2 separate regions of the Homo sapiens genome follow, and region 1 is linked to region 2. Evidence: chromatin contacts called from ENCODE Hi-C or POLR2A ChIA-PET data. All regions are on one chromosome and are shown on one strand. Each heading gives the region's core, a stretch centred on a gene start or an enhancer-like site at or near the end of the contact. The rest is flanking DNA. Distances are from core to core; before and after follow the strand shown. Region 1 overlaps ANKRD16 (ankyrin repeat domain 16). Region 2 overlaps ASB13 (ankyrin repeat and SOCS box containing 13).

The links. Hi-C counts contacts between places; a loop is a spot of excess contacts on that map. ChIA-PET counts read pairs that join two places held with the same protein, here RNA polymerase II (POLR2A). Pooled maps may share reads with other maps.
Region 1: a pooled map shows a loop between it and region 2 (1.9-fold over the local background). The contact joins two enhancer-like sites. A Hi-C loop is called at or near these places in 25 of 168 maps with a recorded cell type or tissue (B cell, CD4-positive, alpha-beta T cell, CD4-positive, alpha-beta memory T cell and 16 more), 23 of 37 single-sample maps with no recorded cell type and 23 of 50 pooled maps. POLR2A ChIA-PET finds 5 or more read pairs at or near these places in 1 of 52 experiments (T-cell).

Annotation. Positions count from the first base shown.
Region 1 is chr10:5,857,128-5,863,618 of GRCh38, forward strand. ANKRD16 (ankyrin repeat domain 16) reads right to left here. Exons shown (of 8, transcript NM_019046.3): 8 at 4,489-5,564. It also overlaps the pseudogene RPL12P28. Among named protein-coding and RNA genes, the nearest start is that of TRV-TAC3-1, 6.6 kb to the left of the region's middle. RefSeq lists enhancers at 5,310-5,359, 5,660-5,729, 5,930-6,059. Within about 2 kb of position 4,349, at least 4 of the 41 ENCODE cell types and tissues checked have a DNase peak (open chromatin) inside an H3K27ac peak, as active enhancers do; they include B cell, where a contact is called at or near this core.
Region 2 is chr10:5,644,328-5,650,955 of GRCh38, forward strand. ASB13 (ankyrin repeat and SOCS box containing 13) reads right to left here. Exons shown (of 6, transcript NM_024701.4): 4 at 4,643-4,777. Among named protein-coding and RNA genes, the nearest start is that of ASB13, 19 kb to the right of the region's middle. Within about 2 kb of position 1,649, at least 16 of the 41 ENCODE cell types and tissues checked have a DNase peak (open chromatin) inside an H3K27ac peak, as active enhancers do; they include B cell, where a contact is called at or near this core.

The sequences.
Region 1 (6,491 bases), core at 3,099-5,598, 220 kb after region 2:
CAAATAGTCTCAATGAAGGCACCTCTGATAAGGGCATATGGCAAAGCCCTGAACCATCCCTAAATTTCAATTTTCTTCTAGCAGTCATATGACTGATCTATGGTCAGGAGGATGTGAACAGAAATGATCTACATGCCTTCTGAAAAAAAGGGGGCATGCATAGCCTCCCTTTCATTCTTTTTTCTTTTATATATTTTTTTTATTTTATTTTTTTCGAGACAGGGTCTCACTCTGTCTCCCAGGCTGGAGTGCAGAGATGCAATCTCAGCTCACTGTAATCTCTGCCTCCCGGGTTCAGGCGATTCTCCTGCCTCAACCTCCCAAGTAGCTGGGAGTACAGGTGTGTGCCACCATGCCCAGCTAATTTTTGTTTGTTTGTTTTGAGATGGAGTTTCGCTCTTGTTGCCCAGGCTGGAGTGCAATGGCACGATCTCGGCTCACTGCAACCTCCGCCTCCCAGGTTCAGGAGATTCTCCTGCCTCAGCCTCCCGAGTAGCTGGGACTACAGGCATGTGCCACCATGCCCGGCTAATTTTGTATTTTTAGTAGAGATGGGGTTTTTCCATGTTGGTCAGGCTGCTCTCCAAGTCCCGACCTCAGCTGATCCACCCATCTCACCCTCCCAGAGTGCTGGGATTACAGGCAGGAGCCACGGTGCCCAGCCTAATTTTTGTATTTTTAGTAGAGGCAGGGTTTCACCATGTTGGCCAGGCTGGTCTCGAACTTCTGGCCTCAAGTGATCCACCTGCCTCAGCCTCCCAGAGTGCTGGGATTACAGGTGTGAGCCACTGCGCCTGGCCCTCCCCTTCATTCCTGTTCCCCTCCACAGGTTGGGGAGCAATCTTGGACCACATGGAAAAGGGCAACCTACTCAGGACAGCAGAACAACCAGCAGAAGGAACCGGGGGGCTGACACCTGGGGCTGGTTGAGCTCATCTGTACTTGGCTATGCCCAGACTCTTATGCGGGAAAGAAAATAAACTTTGGTTTAGTCCACTGTTATTTTTTGGTCTTTATTTAGAGACAGGGTCTCACTCAGTCACCTAGGCTGGAGTGCAGTGGTGTGATCATAGCTCACTGCAGCTGTGAACTCCTGGGCTCAAGGCATCCTCCAGCCTCAGCCTCCCAAAGTGCTGGGATTACAGGTGTGAGCCACCCCACCTCCATCTAATATTAAATCACAAAATGGAATTATCTAAGTCTGTATCAGCTGGAAGAGAGGAAAGGATGTGGTAGACCCAAGGCTCTGTGTTCAAGGGACAGGACGAGCCACAAGCTGGATTTTGTTCCTACGTCTTTTGCGTTCATTTACCTTTTAGCTAATCGTGGATTTTCAGCAACACTGGGAAAAATAAAGACCATGCATGTTGTAGGCTGGCACAGGTGGAAGCTCTAGAACTCTGAGAGCTGCTTTAAAGGTACCACATACTGTAATCTAAATAGAAACACCCTATCATATCCAAGGAATCTGTGCCATCCCACTCCCAGCATTGTAGTGAGTGCCTGTGTATGCCTGTATCTACTCACAAGAGCTCTTTTTTTTTAAAGGAGCTATAAAGGAGATTATTTCTGCTGTGCTGTAGTCTGTTTTTTTTTTTACTTGTAAATGTATAACCCAAATTTTGTCATTATTTGAAATTATGTGTAGAGCTAATTTACCCAATATAAAAATGACTCTTACAAATCAACAAGACAAAACAATGGTCAAAAGATGAAGCAAGAACTGGTTTCATTAATGGCCCCAATCAATGGCCTCTGTGTCCAGTCTGTGGGTTCTGCCCCCTACACTAATTCTGGGCATGACCATGCCTTGCTTTGGCCAATGGGATGGAAGCATCTACACAAACAGAGCGGAGACTGGAAAGCACATTTAAGTCTCTTTTCTCTCTTGAATCTCTGCCACTGTCATGAAAAATAAGCCTGGGCTAGCCGAATGGAGAGACCATGGGGAGCAGAGCCAGCTTGATCCACCCAAGGCCATCCTATACCAGCTCAGCAACTCACTGGCTGACGGGACGCAGGAGTGAGCCCAGTTGCGAGCAGCAAAGCCACCCAGATGCCCTACAGACTCCTGTTTCAACCCAGTGAGCTTTGGGGTGGTCTGTCATTTAGTAACAGCTAACTGATACAGGTAAAAATAGGAAAAAGGGCTATAATGGCCAAAAAAACAAATCTAAAGATCTTCAATCTGATTGAGAAATGCCAAGGCCGGGTGTGGTGGCTTATGCCTGTAATCCCAACACTTTTGGAGGCCAAGGTGAAAGGACTGCTTAAGGCCAGGAGTTCGAGACCAGCCTGGCCAACACAGTGAGACCCCCCTATAAAAGTGGAATCTCTACATAAATTTTAAAAATTAGCTGGGCGAGCTGGTGCGTGCTTGTGGTCCCAGCTGCTCAGGAGGCTGAGAAGGGAGGATTGCTTGAGCCTAGGAGGTCGAGGTTGCTTGAGCCTAGGAGGTCAAGGCTGCAGTGAGCTATGGTCACACCACTGCACTCCAGTCTGGGCAACAGAACAGGACCCTGTCTTTAAAAAAAAAAAAAAAAAGAAATGCAAAATTAAAATCATGAGATAGTACATCATGTTAGTGGCCATTAAAAGTGTGATACCGTGGCCAGGCGCAGTGGCTCACGCCTGTAATCCCAGCACTTTGGGAGGCCGAGGCTGGTGGATCACCTGAGGTCAGGAGTTTGAGACCAGCCTGGCCAACATGGTGAAACCCCATCTCTACTAAAATACAAAAATTAGCTGGAAGTGGTGGTGTGCGCCTATAATCCTAGCTACTTGGGAGGCTGAGGCAGGAGAATCGCTTGAACCCAGGTGATGGAGGTTGCAGTGAGCTGAGATTGTGCCACTGCACTCCAGCCTGGGCGAGAGTGAGACGCCGTCTCAAAAAAAAAAAAAAAGTGCGATACCACACAGCTTTGGTGATGGGTATGCCTGGGAAGGAATCTTGGCAAAAGCGATGTCTGTGGTGCTCAAGACCCATCCCAGCCTCCTGGGCATGTGAGCCCCACACTGCAGACACAGGGAAGTTACCAGCTACATGCCCCAGGCTCCCCTAGGTCCAGATTTTGAGATGTGAGTTGGATTCTGCTAATTGCTTGAGTTTCGGAAAGCAGAAGCGAAAGCCGTATTTCTGCTTCCACTGGCAAAGGCTGCAAGTGATTTTCTGTGGAGTGTTTTCTGATCATTTGGCCTCTCGACTGTAGCAGATGAAGACAGCAAGCTTCTGGAGTTGGAAGCGAAGGCAGCAGCTTCCTATACTGGCAAAGATTTTCCTGATTGAAAAGGCACTTCTTTTTGAGGCCTAGGTCTGAAGTACAGCCCTTGATATCGTCCCTGAAAGTTCAACGAGATTTGTTCTCGAGCCTTCCTGACAATTCTGCATACCATCAGGACCCCGTAACAAATCTTCTGCATAAGCTGGCTCCAATGAACGCTAGTCTCTGCTAACTGAACTGTAGCTGATACAGTTGGCAACCTAAAAAAATGGACAGATCCTTTGATCCGCTTCTAGGAATTTATCTTCCAGTCATTCCCATAAGGACACAAAGATGTGTCCGGCACTGCTGTTTATAATAACTTAAACAACCCCAGAATGTCCTAAAATGTCCAGAAATAGGGAACAGCTTAGACAAATTGTGGCACATCTGAAAGATGGAATGTCAGAAAGAATGCAACATTATGCAAAGTTAAAAAGAATGAGGTAGATCTTTAAGAACTAATGAGAAAATGAAAATAACAAAACAAAAAGAACTAATGAGAAACAATGCACTCAGTTTAAAGTTGCAAGAGTGTTATATGATCCTATTTGGAATAATCTTTATTTGTACTGTCTGAATTATTTTTCCCCAGAAGCAAATATTTTAGAATATAAACTCATTAAAAATGAAATAAAGCGCATGAGTGTTACATCATATATAACCTTATTCAAATCCATGGGTAATTCCTTGAAGGCATACCATGTGCAGGAGCTGTGTGCAGCCTTCTGGGGTTTGTAAGGTGCGTAAGATACAGTAACTGACCCAGGCGGGGTGCGGTGGCTCACGCCTGTAATCCCAGCACTTTGGGAGGCTGAGACGGTTGGATCACCTGAGGTCAGGAGTTTGAGACCAGCCTGGCCAACATGATGAAACCCTGTCTCTACTAAAAATACAAAAATTAGCCGCGCACGGTGGTGGGAGCCTGTAATCCCAGCTACTTGGGAGGCTGAGGCAGAAAAATCACTTGAACCCAGGGGGCGGAGGTTGCAGTGAGCCGAGATCGTACCACTGCACTCCAGCCTGGGCGGCAGAGTGACTCTGACTCATAAAAAGAAATAGTAACTGACCTCCAGGGATGCATGACTCAGTGGCCTTGACTACCACTTATATAAATAGTTCTAACATAAGGCGAACCATGGGATAATTGCTACAAAGTGCAAAGCAGGAACAGGGGCGGAGAAATTAATTCTTGTGAACCTGGAAGACATCTGACGACTCTGCTGGGTGTGGATGAAGAGATTATGCCAAGAGCTAATTTTTATTAAATGCTTTTTCTATTCCTGGGTTCTTTGAGAATCATTGACATTTATTATTTACTACACATCAGACACGGTGTTAAGTGGCTTAGATGAAATGTCTTTTTTTTTTTTGGTTATCAGATAACCCTTTGTGAAAATATTTTCCTTTGCATTCTTTAACTAGCTGGGCATTCCACAGCTTCACTGTTGGTATCATCTGTGATACTATCAACATGGCAGCTCACAGACTGGGCAGGCCCCAGGAATTCTTTTTTTTTTTTTTTTTTTTTGGAGACGGAGTCTTGCTCTGTTGCCCAGGCTGGAGTGCAGTGGCGCATATTCGGCTCACTGCAAGCTCTGCCTCCAGGGTTCACAGCATTCTCCTGCCTCAGCCTCCTGAGTAGCTGGGACTACAGGCGCCCACCACCATGCCTGGCTAATTTTTTTGTATTTTTAGTAAGAGACGGGGTTTCACCACGTTAGCCAGGATGGTCTCGATCTCCTGACCTCATGATCCTCCCGCCTCGGCCTCCCAAAGTGCTGGGATTACAGGCATGAGCCACCGCAACCGGCCCCCAGGAATTCTTTAATGGTTCCAGAGAGTTCTCTGGCTAAAGACTGCTGCTGCATCTGTTAGGCAATGTTGACAATCTCATCAGAAGTGGTGCTACCACTGTGTTTCATGTTTTTGTGTTTCTTTCTTTCTGTCGGTGGTTCCTGAGGGTTGTGACGATCAGGGCAGAGGCAGAAGGCACCACCTCAATCTGGGCCTGTCTGCTGTGGCTGGTCAGTTTCACTATCATCCTCAGACTCTTCCAGTCAATGGTTGGTGATGTCATCAGCAACCATTTTTGGAGACAGACCCAGGGAGCTGACCTTGGGGGCCAGTGCAGATGTGGCACTGACTTCACCACTGGTACACCTCAGATATACAACTTTGATCTCGCTGGGGTCAAACGTAGGTGGCTGCGGTTGGTTGAACTCAGGTTCAGGATGACTGAAGCAAGTTGCACTTGGCTTTCTCTGAGCCGAAAAACGAAAGGTGCTCAGGCTCCCAGCAACTCTGTGAAGAAAGAGTTATTATCATCTCAGTTTACAGATGAAACAGAAGCTCAGAGAGGGCAAGCAGCTAGCACAAGGTCCCACAGCTGGACTCAGGGCTGCTGGCTACAGGGCCTGGCTCTACATGCTGCACAGTCAGAGAGGGAGAGTCCCATGCGCAGTTGGAAGGGAGAAGGGAAGGGGAGGCTGGCGCTAGATAGTAACAAGCTGTGTGTTTTGGGCATTTCCCCTGTACCAGACACTGTGCTAAATGACCCTTCTGCTCTGTTTGCCTGGAAAAGTCCCCATCTTAGTGAATTCTGACTTTCCACCTACTGTCCCGGAGCAGCTGACTGTGGTGGAGAAAACTGCAGGACAGGGACCCTCAGCTGCTGCTATACAGCCAGTGATCCTGCCACGTCCCTGACTCCATGGGCTTTCAACACGAGGCCTCCCCAACGCAGTGTCCACACCAGCATTACTGTGGAACTTGGGAGACATGCAGATCCCACAGGAGAGGGAAGGGGGAGCTGCTCTCAATTCAGATCAAGTTTCCCCTGTGCCAGAAGAATCAGTCCTCCAGATGGGTGGGCAGCACTGGGCCTGAGGTGAATGTTACTGTGCTGTACGCTCACAAAGTTAGAGGGCAGAGCTCATATTAAAGGTTCATACTGAGAGGTGAAGCCAGCTGGACTTCCTGGGTCAAATGGGGACTTGGAGAACTTTTCTGTGTAGCTAAAGGATTGTAAATGCACCAATCAGCACTCTGTAAAAATGTACCAATCAGCGCTCTGTGTCTAGCTAAAGGATTGTAAACATACCAATCAGCACGCTGTAAAGTGGACCAATCAGCACTCTGTAAAATGGACCAATCAGCAGGACGTGGGCGGGGACAAATAAGAGAATAAAAGCTGGCCACCCCCTGCCAGCAGCAGCAACCCACTTGGGT
Region 2 (6,628 bases), core at 399-2,898:
TACAAAAATTTAAAAATTACCCGGGGGGCGTGATGGCACACATCTGTGGTCCCACCTACTCTGGAGGCTGAGGTAGGAGGATCACTTGAGCCCGGGAGGTTGAGGCTGCAGCAAGCCACGATCGTACCACTGCACTCCAGCCTGGATGACAGAGTGAGGCCCATAGTGAGAAAGAGAACATAAACAGGTACTCGTTAGAGGAAAACAGGGCCAGACACGGTGGCTCATGCCTGTAATCCCAGCACTTTGAGAGCCTGAGGCGGGCAGATCACCTGAGGTCAGGAGTTCAAGACCAGCCTAGCCAATATGGTGAAACCTCGTCTCTACTAAAAATCCAAAAATTACCTGGGCGTGGTGGTGCACATCTATAATCCCAGCTACTCAGGAGGCTCAGGCATGAGAATCGCTTGAACCAGGGAGATGGAGGCTGCAGTGAGCAGAGATCACACCACTGCACTCCAGCCTGGGTGACAGAACGAGACTCCATCTCAGAAAAAAAAGAAAGAAAGAAGGGAACAGATACAGAGGAAAGAAGGAAGAGAGAAAGAGGGTAGGAGAGGGAAAGAAAGTAACTTTGTGTGAAGCAAGGATGGTAACATACCTTGAACTGAGAGGCAAGAGAAAGACTGAGGCAGAGACAGAGACACAGAGACAGAGAGAGACAAAGACAGGGAGCCAGGAAACAAGCAGGGAATTAAAAGCTCTGAACTTCGTGCTTCAGAGAAAAGGGGTCAACACAGGCTCATTACCAAAATCCTGCTTTCAACACAAAATAGGATTAAAGTGGATTCAGAGAACCCGTGGCCAGTGACGTGACGGGACCGCCTAAGACCTTAGCACGCCAAGACTGGCACAATCCTGGAACATAAACACAAATAGCTCAATAGGTGCTTGTTACCACAAGAGAAATTGAAAAAAAAAATTAAATTTAAAAAATTATAATTAAAAAATTTTTTAAAAATTAAACAACAATTTTAAAAAAATTTTTTAAATTGTGCCAGGGCCAGTGCTAAGAACAAAGGTGGAAGCAGGACCGTCCTCAGGGAGCCGCTTCCGAACACTCCTGGCAGAGTTCAACATTCACTGTCAGTGATCAGATTAAAAATTACTTCACCATCATAACCGGACTTTCACCCTCCCCAGCCCTCCTCCTTTGCAAATACAATCTGGTTCCTGGACTCGCCTCACTGCCTACAAAGAACAAGAACAACGGTCTCCACGTCCCCCGTGGGGTGCAACGTGGCTCTGCCTCACAGCTCAGCTCTCAAACCGCACATGAAAGCACCTGCACTCATGTGGGCCCCGACTGGTTCAATCCCTCTCCCCTCTCCACAGTAACTGGTTCAAATGATCCAGGCTTGAGCCGATCAGAATTTGGCAAAGTTTGGGCAAAGGGACTGGGGAGGGGTGCAGGAAAAGGGACTTTCCACTCTTCTGTTTTTCTAGAGACACGGTCCCTGGCTTTCCTTTGGTTTCCCGAGGGATCTGTGACCTGACCCCAAAAGATCAGAATCACTACTTTTTAAAAATCTGTTTGTGAGGACGTAGGGGATGCTGTTGTTTCTCTCTCCTCTGTATGTTTGAAATTTTCCGCAATGAAAAAATGGTTTCTAAGAAGAAGATGATGATCCATCTGCTCTCACAAGGGGTACTAGAGGAGACCACCCAAGAGTAGGATGGGAACCAGGAATCCCGCGTGGAGCTGATGGCTGGATGCTACCCACAGCATCGAGCCAACACCAACAGTCACTGTGCGGAGGCTTCCCCAAGAAAGCCACGTTCACCTCTAACTCCCCAGGGGCATGCAAACTCCCGGGGAGAGCTGTGGGAACCCCACTTTAGGGCGACAGTGGGCCTCACAGCTGCCCCTTCCTTTCCAGCCCCCACCCCCGACTGTGCTGCCACCTGGTAATGTGGTGGGGGCGGGAGCAGACCTGACTTCAGCTCCAGCGTGGGTCCCGCCTAGTCCAATCCCTCTCCCCTGACCACAGTAATTAGTTCTAATGACCCAGGCTTCAGCCCATCAGAATTTGGCAAAGTTTGGGCAAAGGGACTGGGGAGGGGTGTGTGAAAAGGGATTTTCCACTCCGCTGAAAGAGCCTCCAGAAGGCTTAAAACAGGAAACGTCTGGCGTGTAGGCCTGAAGCCACTGCAGCCCCGTGACCTTGCTCAGGGAGGCCGGAGGCTTAGGATGAAGCCAATACTGAGGAAAGCAGAATCGCAACGTTCAAAGAAACTGAGGCCTGGGTGACACCACGGAACCTCCGGTCCAGCCGCCCCTAATCCTGCTCTGCGTCTCAGCCCTGAAGTCACCTGAACTAGAAATGCCCGCCATTGTTTACCAGTGGAAGTGGCTTCCTGTTACTCGCAAAGGTGTCCAACTGACATGAAGTCCTAACTGATACAGAAAGGATGTTTGCTTTAAACACTAAGTTGATCCCTTTCCCTACAACCACACCAAACAGAACGAAGGTAAAAATGGAACTCGTGTGTACTGAGCTCATAAAGGCTTGATATGAACGCACTGCGCTGTGTTCATAGAAACGGATCCAGCTGCCAGAGGAACGGCTCGGCTGGAAACGCTTACACCTGCTTCCAATGGAGATACTTCTAAGACAGTGTATAAAAAAATTAAAAGTACCTCAACAACTATTCCTACACAAAACGAATCTTTTCCACTAAAAAGACTGAAAAGTGGCACATGAAAGTGAGTAAGATTCTCCAATAAAAAACTACACATAACTAAGCTCAAATGGCTGTCATCAGGGGGAATTCATGATCTTCCTGTTCCCAAACAGGTTTGTTCTTGTTGTTAAGAGAAGGGGACTTGCTATGTTTCCCAGGCTGGCTGAAACTCCCGGGCTCAAGCAATCCTCCCGCCTCAGCCTCCCAAAGTGCTGAGACTATGGCTGTGAGCCACAGTGCCCAGCCATCCTAAACAGTTTTGTTTTTATCCTACACTACACCCAGAATTTGGATAAGATGATGAAACTAAAATTTTCCCTCAACAAAACATTTAAGTTGGGTTGATAAAAACCCTGTGCTAACAGTCACTTTGGCTAAAACTTTTGGTATAGACAGGTCCTGAGCCTAATCCTCGATTGGTTGGTCTTTTTGGTTTTGATTTTTTTCCCTCTTTGGGAATCTCAATCCTGAGTCTTTTCGAACACCCGACAATGGCCTGGATTCCAAATGCTCCATATTCTCCTAAACGCTGCCAACTCCACTTCCCATTACATCCCCTTCTCTCTTGGATTCAGGCAGCAACCTCACCAGGCAGCTGTGGGGACAGTGGCCTGTGATCTCTAGAAATAATCATTGGCATCTGTTGAGTACCTACTAGGACACACCAGGCACCGGGGAAACATCCTCAGTTCTCCCAGCAACCTGCAGCATAGATTCTTCCAGTGTTACAGATATGTAAACTGAGGCCCGAGGTCTCAGCTGGCAAGTAAGAGAGCCAGCCTCCAACCCTGGTCCCTCTGACTCCTCTACCCAGCTCTCTGCTAGGCACAGTAAATACCTGTTCAGGTAAATGCTCGTGCAAGTAAACACCTGCTCAGGTGAACAGCCTTGCAAGTATATACCCATTCAGGCAAACTTCTCAGATAAATCCATAAATACACACTCTGCAGGTAAACACCCACTCAGGCAAACACCCACTCAGGCAAACACCCACTCAGGCAAACACCCACTCAGGTAAACACCTACTCAGGCAAACACCCACTCAGGTAAACACCCACGCAGGCAAACACCCACGCAGGCAAACACCCACTCAGGTAAACACCCACACAGGTAAACACCCACTCAGGTAAACAACCACGCGGGTAAACACTCACGGGGGTAAACACCCACTCAGGTAAACACCCACGCAGGCAAACACCCACTCAGGTAAACACCCACGCAGGCAAACACCCACTCAGGTAAACACCCACTCAGGTAAACACCCACGTGGGCAAACACCCACTCAGGTAAACACCCACTCAGGCAAACACCCCCTCGGGTAAACACCCACGTGGGCAACACCCACGGGGGTAAACACCCATGCAGGCAAACACCCACTCAGGCAAACACCCCCTTGGGTAAACACCCACTCAGGCAAACACCCACTCAGGTAAACACCCACGCAGGCAAACACCCACTCAGGTAAACACCCACTCGGGCAAACACCCACTCGGGTAAACACCCACGCGGGCAAACACCTACTCAGGTAAACACCCACTCAGGTAAACACCCACGCAGGCAAACACCCACGCAGGCAAACACCCCCTCGGGTAAACACCCACGGGGGTAAACAACCACGCAGGTAAACACCCACGCGGGCAAACACCCACTCGGGCAAACACCCCCTCGGGTAAACACCCACGCGGGCAAACACCCCCGGGGGTAAACACCCACGCAGGTAAACACCCACACGGGCAAACACCCACTCAGGCAAACACCCACTGGGGTAAACACCCACGCGGGCAAACACCCACTCCGGTAAACACCCACGCGGGCAAACATCCACTCCGGTAAACACCCACTCGGGTAAACACCCACTCGGGCAAACACCCACTTGGGCAAACACCCACGCAGGTAAACACCCGCTCGGGCAAACACCCACTCAGGTAAACACCCGCTCGGGCAAACACCCACTCACCTGCATTGAGCAGCACTTTGACACAGTCCAGATGCTCCCGGGCACAGGCAACGTGCAGAGGGGTCCCAAAATGGCAATCGTGCGCTTCCAGATTGGCCCCGACGTCAATAAGAAGCCTCACACATTCGGAACTCCCTTAAGATAAATGGAAAAGGGGGGGAATGTCCTTGAATACGGACACTGGAGACAACAAGCACACAGACGCGGCAGGGGCAGCAGCCTCCATCCTTGGTGCAGGGCAGGGAAGCCAGGCAGGCCTGCGTCCCAACCTAGGGAGGAGTTCATGACCCGCATGGCCCTCAGGAAGCCAGGACACGGCTCTGCGCCCCGCTGAGGACGGAGGGCTCAAGGCAGTGGGAGAAACGGGCCTGGCCGGCTTCTTGCTGTGAGAACAGAAGACATGGGGCACCACCTAGAATGGGTCAGGGAAAACTCCCCCGCTGCCCCCCTGCCCTGTGTCTACCTGCGGCTGTCAGCACTGAGCCCAGCCTCCCAGGAAACCCCCCAGACTTTCTTATGCAGGTCATCCTCCTGTGCACCACGGCAGCCGCCTCTCCTGCCTCTTTTTTTTTTTTAGACAAAGTCTCATTCTGTTGCCCAGGATGGAATGCAGTGGTGCGATCTCAGCTCACTACAACCGCCATCTCCCGGGTTAAAGCGATTCTCCCACCTCAGCCTCCCAAATAGCTGGAATTACAGGCATGCACCACCGTGCCCGACTAATTTTTTTGTATTTTTAGTAGAGACAGGGTTTCACCATGTGCCAGGCTGGTCTCAAACTCCTGACCTCAGGTGATCCGCCCACCTCAGCCTCCCAAAGTGCTGGGATTACCAAGGGCATGAGCCACAGCGCCCGGCCTCTCCTGCCTCTTAAGTGGCTCCTCTTCCTGGGTCTGTAATGCGGATTTGGAGCGGGGTTCCAGGCCCCCCATCCTCCCGCCCCTGCACATTCCGTCTAGGCTCCAACCTTTCCGTTCACTCAATTACCTCTTCACTGTTGGCAGCTCCCTAATTTTCCCCACCAGCCTCACACCCAGCCCCAGCCCCAGAGCCATGTGCTGGCCACCGGCCGGTGTCTCCCACTCTAGAGCCCTCTCCCTTTCCTGGGGTCCTTGCTCCTGACTCAAACCTGACTCATTTCTGACCTCTTGAGCCTCCCCTTCATACGAAATCCTATGGATTCCTTCCCCAACCCTACTAAATGAAACCATCCCACTCCACCAGCCTACTCTGAGCACTGGGCACCTTGATCTCAGCGATGGTCCCCAACTCATCCCTCTGCTTCCAGGAGACCCCAGCCACCACTGCACCTCCGTCTATCTGCACATGGAGGACCACTAAATGAACCTTCCCCAAATTCTGTTTTCCTGACCCTCGACATCTGCTCAGAAACCTTCAAGAGCTCCCTGGAGCTGTCCCATGGCCTGCAGACATGGAAAGACCTACGAGCAGGAATCAGGGGTGAGCCACATGCAGCCATGGCCCTGCCAGCACCGTGGAAGGGCACATACCCCATACCCTGCACCCCAGATGTGCATCCAAAGACAAAGGCCATGCTGGCCGGTCAAGATATAAGCCACAGTTTGCAACCTCTGCTCGAAAGAGTAGAATCTAAACTCCTTAGTCTGTCATTTAAACATCTTCCCACCAGCTGGTCTCACCCTAAATTCCAGTCCTCTCTGCTCCACTGGGAGCTTCTGATGCAGTAAGATAGGACAAGGAATGTTCCCCATGCTCGGGGTGCCCTTTTATCTTCCCAGCATCTGCAGTCTGCCTATTCTTGGGGGGCAGATGAGGTCCCACCTGCTCCCTGAGCCTGCAGGACCAGCACTGTTTTGAGAGCACCACGCACAGCCTCCTGGCCCAGGCTGTTGGGACACGTTTCTCTGTCGTCTCCCATCTCAATCAGGGGCCTGCAGAGCAAACTGTAGCAAAGCCCAAGTGAGCCTCTGCAGAGTCCCCCAGGCCCTGCTAACGTGGAGAGGC